Regions from separate parts of the Homo sapiens genome. Here region 1 is linked to region 2. Evidence: read pairs that join two places in POLR2A ChIA-PET (ENCODE). Cell type or tissue: IMR-90. All regions are shown on one strand.

Region 1 (5,000 bases), 81 kb after region 2:
CTCTAAGTGCACTGCTGGCTTTATTTTCAGTGAGGACATCCATTCATGTACTCCATTGTCTACTGAAAGCCTGTCGTGCACTAGGCTCTCTGAATTCAGCAGTGACCAAGACAGAAACAATTCTTGCTTTCATGGAGCTTAACATTATTTAGAGAATAAAGGCATATATTACATAAATTATAACAAATCATTACTTTTTTGGCTGTGATATTTGCTCTAATAAGAAAACATAGTGTGTTGTGAGAATACTGAATAGGCTAGCCTGCAGGATAGAAGCAGTGAGAATCAACATAAATTTTATAATGCGATGGGAGTTGGGCATCCATTAACATATCAAATTTATTTTGCAGTGTAAACAACCAATATTAAGCATCATTAAATTACTCCCTCCAAATTTAAAACCACATTCTAGAAGATTCAGCTTAATGCTGGCAATATTAAGATGCTTATCAGATGAATTAATTAGACTAATTAGCTTAAAGTTTAATTAAATAGTAAGTATTAAGTTCATTATCCTCATAACACTGATTTATTTTTTAAAATAGAGGTTTGGGATTTTACATGACTTTTTTTTCTCTGTAATGTTTTATTTTCATTTTAGTGGTTTCAAGATATTTATATCTTATGAAAAACTGTTGAAGAGGCATGCTTTATATTTTTAGTCATTTTTTTTATTGATGATTAATTTTGGCTCTCATCTGTTACTTAGCCATGGTACTCAAAGTGAAACCCCAGAATCAACAGACACAAACTTCCTGTTTTCACCACTGTCAACAAATGGAAATTATATCTTTTAAAAATTCTATTTGTATTAAATTATTTTAATAGAGAGCACCTTGGGCCACTTTTGTTAATTCCCTGGTAAATTTGGAGACTATGGCAAGTTCAATAAACTTCCTCTCCTAAAAGTATAATTTTCTCCTAAAAAGTATAATTAAGGCTAAAATACTTTTGAAAAACACAAAGATACTTGATTAGTAACCAATAAAAAAAAATCTGATGCACATAAACCATTTTATTCTACTCTGATCACCTAAAAGTCAGATTCAGCTGCTCCATTTGTAAATGGGTATATTTATCTTGCCTTCCCAATCTCATTAGGGTCAATGTGAGATAACATATGATTAACAAAATATCAAAGTTAAACTTGTAAATTACATATGCATGATTATAGACTTCTGGAGATTAGTTCATCAAAAATTTATGTTCACCTTTCATATTTTGAAGCTGCTACTTAAAGCAGTTACCCAACCAGGGTTAGCACTTCCTAGCCCCTCTTCCATCAGTCATGACGTTGTGGGTGAAATCTTGTCAACAGATGTACATGTAAATGACACTGGCTAGTCCCATACAAATTTCCCCTACAATTCTTTGTGTTCTCTCACTCTATGTTTGCTGTGTGGATGTTAACACCCAAGATGATATGGGGAGCCATTGCAATAAAAATGGCAAAACCTCCTTTAGACTGGGTTCTTGAGTAACTGAGCAGAGCTTTCATCCCAGGCAGCCACTGTTTCCAGGTGAGTGAGCAACAAACTATTTTGTTAAACTGCTGACATAGATTTGCCTGTTACAGAATCTAGTGTTTGCCTCACACGGTTAAGCACTGATATGAAGTCACTGATCTTCTATCTATAACTGTACATATACGATAAATCAATAATGTAGATCTTACATTTTTGTCATAAAATGTCAGTCATTTTCAATGTTTTAAAAGGTTGACTAGCTCACAATTTTAATAAAAATAAATAAAAGAGAAAATTTTAAAGCAAAATAAATACTGTAAAAATATAGCAGAGTTTCCAAAATAAACTCTGTATAGGTAGATGAGGGCTTCAGTAGGATGCGCTATAGTCAATTAACTTAGAGAATTTGAGTTAAAAAATAATACAGTCTCCTTATGGCATAAATACATAAACGTTCAGATGCTTTTATAAGCCAATGCACTCTTGTACATCTTCAAGGAGTGAATGCAGTGAGCATGGGGAAAGAATTGTTTAAGCTTTTCCTCAGCTTTGAACAAAACATCTTTATTTTCCACGGCATTTCTTGAAACAATCATTTAATGGGGCACACTTTGGAAATGATCACACAGCACAGCTATAGTCTGGAGATTAATATTACACATGGGTGACCATCCTTCTCACTCTCACATTTTCCCACTGTCTTTATAAGGAGCCAGACCACAAGACCATAGGTAGCACCATTAATGCTTCAACAAGTACTCTTTAAAAAAAAAAAAAAAAAAAAAAGCTGTGAAGGATATTACTGGGGCAACTGACAAAATCTGAAAATGGACTGTGGATCAGATAATAGAATTACAGCAATTTTAAGTGTCCTGAGATTTTATTATTGTACTATGCTTATGTAAGAGAACATTACTGTTCTTAGGAAATACACATTGAAGTATTTAAAAGCAAATTACCTTCAGATCGTTTTTTAAAAAGCACATATGGGGAAGCAGACGGAAAAAATCGGAAGGAGAGGGAAAGAGAGAGGTTGACAGAGAGAAGGAAAGGGAAGGAGTGGGGAGAATAAGCAAATGAAGTGAAATGTAAATAACTGGTGAATCTTGGAAAAGGATCTTCAAAAGTTTCTTTTACTACTCTTGCAATTTTTTGGTAAATCTGAAATTTTACACACACACGCAAAACAAAAAAGACTGTGAAGAGTGATGTTCTATAGTAAGTAGGTTTGATATTCATTTTGCTTGTGTTTCATTTCGAACATGTCACAAATGTTTATTTAAAATTGCTATTCTCAGAGCTGAATGACACTAGCGAGACTGCGAGCTTTGACTCAGGCTGCCTCACACCACGGCTGGAGTGTTGGTATGCTGTCAGCATGTCAGGGGCAAAAAGACAGTGTTGCTTTGGGAGAATGGCGTGAACCTGGGAGGCGGAGCTTGCAGTGAGCCAAGATCGCACCACTGCACTCCAGCCTGGGCAACAGAGCAAGACTCCGTCTCAAAAAAAAAAAAAAAAAGACAGGGTTGCTTTGTATTGTTTATTCATGCAGGAAGCTTCTGCTCCAAGAAACAATTGAGACTTTTTCTTTCAAATTTGCTTTGTTTTTTAGCAAAAATCAATCAATTTTTTTTCTTCCATCAACGAATAGGTTGAGTGCTGAAAAATAAAATGCCCAATTTGCTAGGTTTCTGTTGCTCTTGGAGAAGAGCAACTGAAAACTCAATAGCTGATGACCAAGAAAACTATTAATGTTTTGCTCCCATGTGAAGCTGACTGGCAGTAATGACTCCACAGATTACTTTTGCGTTATGCTATAGTTGGTCACGTGTTACTTTCTCCACAGCTTGGAAGATCTAAAAACCCTAGTTATTGTGATCAAGCCAGGCATGAGTGAGCTTGTTTCACAGGTATTTTCTGTGGCACAGGTTTTGGGTAAGAAAAGTCCTTAAATCAAAAATATATTTTAGGCTAGAGAGTGAAATGAGCAATTTTAACACTAAGGATATTGCCATGCATTTTTTTTTTTTTTGTATTTTGAACATTTTCTTAGCTCTGAAGTTTCCCTCTCTGTAGCATTATTAATCTCTCTCCAAACTGCACCATTTTTATCCGAGTTACTGCTTATCACGAAAAAATAAAATAAAATGTCCGTTGACTCCACTCCCGCCCCTTCAACTGCTGTTTCATTTCTCTACTCTTCTTCTCAGCAAAGTAACATGAAAGAGGCATCTAAGGTCTTTGTTTCTATTTCGTCACCCACACAGCACAGTCTGGTTGGTCTTTCCATATCAAGCCCTCCATGCTGACCACTGGGTGATGTGGATCCAAACATAATACAAACCCAAACAAAATTATCCATGCCACTATGTCACACCCTCTTGGCCTGAGCTAGCAACAGCCCTTGGTCTGTGCCTCATTTTACTGTTTAAATGGCTTCAAAATATCTTAAGTTAGGTGGTAGTATTCTAATTACAATTGCTATCCGTTCATTTTCTCTTAGCACTGAAATTCTGTGAATTTTAAACATTATTATTAAAGTCAGAGTCATGGAGATTTCTGGAAATGTAAGGCAGTTTGGCTCACAGTGGCATTCTCTAAAATTAGGCCTAATTTCTTCTGGGTAATAAATGCTTTCACAGAGAAGGAAAGAATCCTGGTGAATTTCCAAAGTAAAATGTGTAATAGACTGTTGTTAAATTAATTCTTAAATGTAGCGATTTTTCCAAATATAGGTTAGCCTTGGGCGGTCTCATTGCATTACTTACTTTTAAGTGATTAAAGGTAACGCTTACCAAATCAATAGGAGATACCAAAGAGGGAACATTAAAACTAAAATTAGCATTGACTGAAGACATATACAAAAATATGAGATCCTGTTTTTCTTGAAAAGTCCAGCAAAATTATTGGAGAGTACAGAAAAAGAAGAAGTCGAAAATGTAATTGGATTGGTAAGTGTTCCCCCTTACAGATATCTTTTTAGAGAAAATTACACTCTTCTGTAAATTATCTAAAAGACATGAATGCTAACACGAGCACAAATGAAACCTACTCTAATGTCTGGACAGCTAAATTATGAGCAACTCTTAATGGCATATTTAAACACCAAATACCTCTGATGATCAAGAATGGCCATTCCATCTCTCTGGGGTGGTATGAAAGAAGACACAAATCACTACATTTCTCTACACCTTAAATGTAGAGAAATGCCATCTTCATTATGGCATCTCAGGGTGGAAACACAAAGGCAAAGGAGTACATGATTGTCACCTAGAAAGACCTGAAGAGAATATAAAAGGAAAATACAAAACCCATATTCAAAGCTCCTTGATCCTGAAAGACATGTATTTAGAACAAAAAATTTTAGCACCCAATGGGTAGCAGCAAGCTGAAAGGAATCAGTATGCTGAGGGAATGCTGAATGCAGTTTTAAAAGCTTCAAAATGTCTAATTTGTAGGAGGCAAAGCTATGTCCACTGTTCCAAGGTAACTAGCTAAAATAGCCCATGTTTCCTCAAAGTATTCTGAATAAAT
Region 2 (5,000 bases):
AAACCTATCTTTAGCCTCTAAAAAAATCCCTGTTAAAATTGGCATCTTTCAAAGAGTTTCAAGTTTTGAGGGAAAAGAAGAAATTAAAATCCACTGAAGACTCACCATGTTCTAGTCACTTGTTTAAACACTTAACAAAGGCTCTCCCATGTGATTCTCATCATGCTCTTGAAATTCAAGCATCATAGTCCCTGTATTTCAGGTGGATGATCGTGATGTTGGTGATGATGATCATGAGTGAGCTCTTAACAAGGTAACTTGTGTTTATCCTTAACATAGACTATCTCATTTAATTCTTACAATATCTGCATGAATATTGTATTTTTTTCATTTTTACAAATAAAAATCTGAGGTTTAGAGATGTTAATCAAGGTGCTGAATTTTGACATATGCGGTTTGAGGGAAAGAATCACTGGTGTGTCTATTCTGGTTTGTTGTAGGTTAACGAAGCCCTTGTCATTTGCTGACTGTGTTGGGGATGAGCTGCCATGGGGATGGGAATCAGGGTTTGACCCTCAGATTGGTGTCTACTACATCGATCACATCAACAGTAAGTTTTCCTTTTTGGTAAAAGCAAACATATCAGAAAAGTAATCCCCCAAAACCTACAGTCACGCAAAAGAATAAACATGTTACAAAGTGAATTTCCAAAACCCCATTTTCTTAGTGACTAATATTTAACTGAAATGCCTGTCTTGGTATTTGGGGCATGTACATAGAGTTGTCCTTATGGGGACGGAGAGGGAGAAAGTGTGTCTGGCCTGTGTGCCTGCCTGCCTGCCTGCTGGGGAATGAGGATTCTCCTTCAGCACAGGTCTGGGAACCTGTGGGGATCAGAGCTGCTGGGCTCCTCTTTCCATGGCCACTGCACCTTCTGACAGGCTCTTCCTTTCCTTGTGTTTGCCACAGAAAGACTTGGGCGTTGGCACAGTGTGGTTTGTAGGCTGGGACTGGGGAGGGGTTGGCCCACATCAGTGGCTCTGGAAGACATAGCATAGCTGGGAAAGGTCCTAAACCGCCCAAAGTCACTCAGCTAGGTTATAGAAAGGCCTGGACTGGACTCCAGGTCTCTTGGACACCATCACTTGCATACACATATCCCAAATAAGAAAACAAGTTAGAGGAGTTAAATAGTCTCAGAATTCCCAAGCTCTCAAACAGGGACTAGAACACATGTCTCCCAACCAACTGTGAAGTAGGGCATGAGAGACATTTACATTTTTCTGTCCTTACTATGAGCGGCATAGGGAAAGGATTCAGCTTTCATATCTTCTCAGATTACTGTGTTTGCCCCAGGGTCAGATATTACTGGGCAGGGGTCTTGAAGCAAAGGCAGAAATAACAGTGGAGAGAATTTTATTTGCTTCTATGTTTTCCTGAATGTGAGCCAAAACAATAGTATAAATTTGGTGCTTCACTAAATATCCCCAAATATCTAAAGCCACCATTCAGGGATGGAATATTTGATACATTTTTGAATGGATGTGTCAAATACTTACTGTTTTGTGCTTTTTATGGAAATGACTCTGGTTTAAGCATTTAACTTTTGGAAGTTGTAAAGGTTATAAAAGAAATTTAAATTCCTGTGAACAACTACTACATATTCAATCAGCGAATGTCAAGTTGCCCTTTTATATATGTCAGAAATTATTTTAGAGGATCAAAGGCATAGCAAGAGTGACCAACTTGAAGAATGAAAGCAAGTTTTTAAAAAATGCTATTTTAGAAATATTTGTATTTTTAAAGAAAATAAGGTGTCTCTGCTGAAACCCTTACTATTTTGAAGAAATACAGCTTCTGAATGGAGTACAATAAACAAAGATTTTCACACATGGGAAAGCAAATAAGAAAGTTAGCATAAAAATGTGGTTTTGGTTTCTGTTCTAGTAAAATGTAAATAACTGAAGAATGCTACAACTTCAGAAACTAAAAATATTTCCTTAGGCAAATGCTCCAATCAAGCCATGTTCACTGAGACCAAGTTACTTTTGGTTTAATGTGATTTTTTTACTACAATACAGAAAAATAAAATTTTGTCTATATTCTAACCCACAAACCATTTATAATTACTAAATGTGTTTTAATTCAAAACTTGAATGAATGAATGAAACCTGCCAAGTGTATTAGATTCTTAAGGCTCCTGTAACAAAATACCTACAACTTGTGGCCTTAAAACAATGGAAATTTATAATCTTATGGTTGTGGAGACTAGAAGTCAGAAATTAAGGCGTCAACAAAACCACAATCCCTCTAAAGCCTGGAGGAGAGAAACTTTCCTCAGCTCTTCCAGCTTCTGGTAATCCCAGAGATTTTTTTTGCTTAACAATTCATTCCTCAATTTATCTCTGTTCTTTTGCACTTTGCTATAGGCAGCAAGGAGACACCAGGCTGAGACTTCTAAACTCTTTCTTAGAAATCTCTTCACCTTCATAGCTTACAAGTTTTACTTTCCTCCCAACAGCAGAACATAATTCAGCTAAATTCTCTGACACTTTACAACAAGGATGGTCTTAACTCGTGTCCAATAGCACGCTCCTTGTTTTGGTTTAAGACCTTGCCAGAAGCACCTTTATTATTCACATCTCTAGTAACATCTGTTCATGATGATACACATATTCTCTAAGAGGAAAGATGCTGTCTCTTCAGCTCTCCTCTCTTTCTGAGCCCTCACCAGAATCGCCTTAAACATGTACACATCTACCAACATTCAAGGAGGCTTTTCCTATCAAGTGCCACAAACTCTCCTAGCCTCCATCCGTTATCCCATTCCAAAGCTACCTCCCCATTTTTAGATATTTGTTACAGCAGTCCCCTATTTCCTGGTACCAAACTGCACTAGTTTTCTAAGATGGTCATAGCAGAGTAATACAAACTGGGTAGCTCGAAACAACAGAAATGGATTCTTTCACAGTTTTGGGGACTGGAGGTCTGAAATCAAGGTGTCAGCAGGACCATGCTCCCTCTGAGACTTCTCCCTCGCTTCTGGCCATGGTCCTCAATCCTTGGCATTCCCGGCCTATAGCTGCATCAGTCTAATCTCTGCCTCTGTTGTCATGCAGCATTCTCCCCATTTGTTTCTGTCTTCACGTGGCATTTTTCTTATAATGACACCAGTCATATTGGATTAGGGCCCATCTCATCTTAACTTGATTATATCTGCAAAGATTCTATTTCCAAAAAAGGTCACATTTCAGCCACCTGGAGTTAGGACTTTGATACATTTTTTAAAATAAAAATCAAGCCTTCAATCACTGTAATAGCCTATCAAGAAGCTGGACAGGAGAAAGTGCTGGTTCCCCAGTGTTTCATTCTTCCTCTATGCAAGGCTCCAGGCAAGGGTCAGGTGGTCAGCAGAGGCTTGAGAATCACCTTTCCTACCGAAGGAGGCTCCAAAAATGCCCCTGTCATGTTATGGACACAGGGGCCAAGGGAAGGAGAGAGGGTAGGAATAGGAGTGGAAAAGTACTGAGTACTAAGCCACAGTGAAAAAAAAAAAAAGTCTTTGAAATTTCTCCCCTTTTCCCATTAAGAAGCCCTCAGCAAAGGTACCTGGGGAAGATATTATCCCAGGAGGGCCCTGCTAAAGAGGTCTCTGAATGAAGGCATCTGTGCTAGGAATGCAGACATGAGTAGGAACACAAGTAGCCAGGGACCCTGCGTCCTTGACTGCAACTGCCTTCAGAGACTGCCATACACTGGCTATGCCCCAACCATGGTGTGGGCAGGGCAGCTTTCCTCCATGAGTCCTATCATGTAAAGCTGTTGTAATTGCCTAAGGACTTTGGTATATCTTTATGCAGGACATAATTCAACCCTAACAATAAAAAAAGTATGCCAAGTATCTATTTATTGCTTATCAACTCCAGAGTCACCATTCAATATGTGCTGTGCTTTTAAATAATGGTCAGTTTCTTTAAGCGTCCTTTCTTTACAAGGAAGATGATGTTGAACTCTCTCCTGAAGGCACATTGCAGAAGGGAGGTTCTTCTTGTCGTCTTTTCCTGATGCACAGTGTATCAGCATTGCAGGTATGAGGACTTCCAGTGGAGTTCTGACCCAGCCACATGTCCAGAGCACACAGTTCCTCAGCAACATTACAACCTTTGCTTTGCCTGACAATAACCTAGAAGCAGTTTTCTTGACAGGCACATCACAAGCTCCAGCACTCCTGACCTCAAATCAGAGCCTTCATTCCATCTTCAAGTCCACACTCAACTCTCCTGCAGCCAGGATCATCACCACTCTTGCCACCATGCCAATGCTCTCTCTGTAGAACCATGCCTGGCTCACCTGCACCCCATGAACTCTTCCTTTTGTATACTCCCACCACCAGTTGATAATTGCCTATATCCTGTATGTACTCCAGAGGATTTCTTGCTGCTTGGCCAATGACTGAAGAGCATCTCCTATCTGTACAAACAAGCAAACTTCTTTGCTATTCAATGAGCTGAATTCACCACATTGTCTCCAACAAAGTATAAATCCAAATCTTGGGGAGAAGTTTCCCTTCTAGTTTAGCCTTCCTTGGGTAATCTCTCACAGCCCCGGGGTACTATGGAAAGTTTCCTTATGTCTTCTTGTTACTCTTTCATCAGAATTTAATAGCTATTTTTACTAAACTTTCCTTCTTTAACTTATTGTGTGGTTTCTATCTCATGATTGGACCCTCACTGATATAACAAGGTTTTATACAGACTTTTTTCTCTGTCCACTGGATTGGTAACACAATGGACCTAAATAAAATATCTTGGAGTTGAGAAACAAAACAGAACATTTTGAGTGCAGTCCTTTCCAATGCAGATATCCTTCCTTTAAAGATTAATTTGAGGTCTGACTTATACATAATCAAGCACACTTTTTTAAAAAAGTATGCAATGCAATGAGTTTTGACAGTTGTACAGACCTGTGAAAGCCCCACCACAACTAAGATACAGAACACTTCTAACTCCAACAGATTCTTCATGACCCTTTGCAATACATTCTCTCCCATCACCATTGGC

Evidence for each region. ChIA-PET counts read pairs that join two places held together with the same protein. Peaks named below come from ENCODE experiments on the same cell type or tissue, not always from the same donor. Only the 100,000 strongest peaks of a DNase experiment are listed, where the experiment ranks them.
Region 1: POLR2A ChIA-PET joins it to region 2 with 8 read pairs; 3 of 35 experiments call an interaction of 5 or more read pairs at or near these places.

What each region holds. Positions count from the first base shown.
Region 1 is chr5:156,372,648-156,377,647 of GRCh38, reverse strand. All of the region lies in intron 3 of SGCD (sarcoglycan delta), which reads right to left. LOC124901120 (a long non-coding RNA gene) reads left to right here and starts at 1,379. Exons shown (of 3, transcript XR_007059016.1): 1 at 1,379-1,520. In IMR-90, no CTCF peak of the experiment used is centred here; no DNase peak of the experiment used is centred here; H3K4me3 peaks cover 247 bases; H3K27ac peaks cover 254 bases.
Region 2 is chr5:156,453,948-156,458,947 of GRCh38, reverse strand. All of the region lies in intron 3 of SGCD (sarcoglycan delta), which reads right to left. Among named protein-coding and RNA genes, the nearest start is that of SGCD, 130 kb to the right of the region's middle. In IMR-90, no CTCF peak of the experiment used is centred here; no DNase peak of the experiment used is centred here.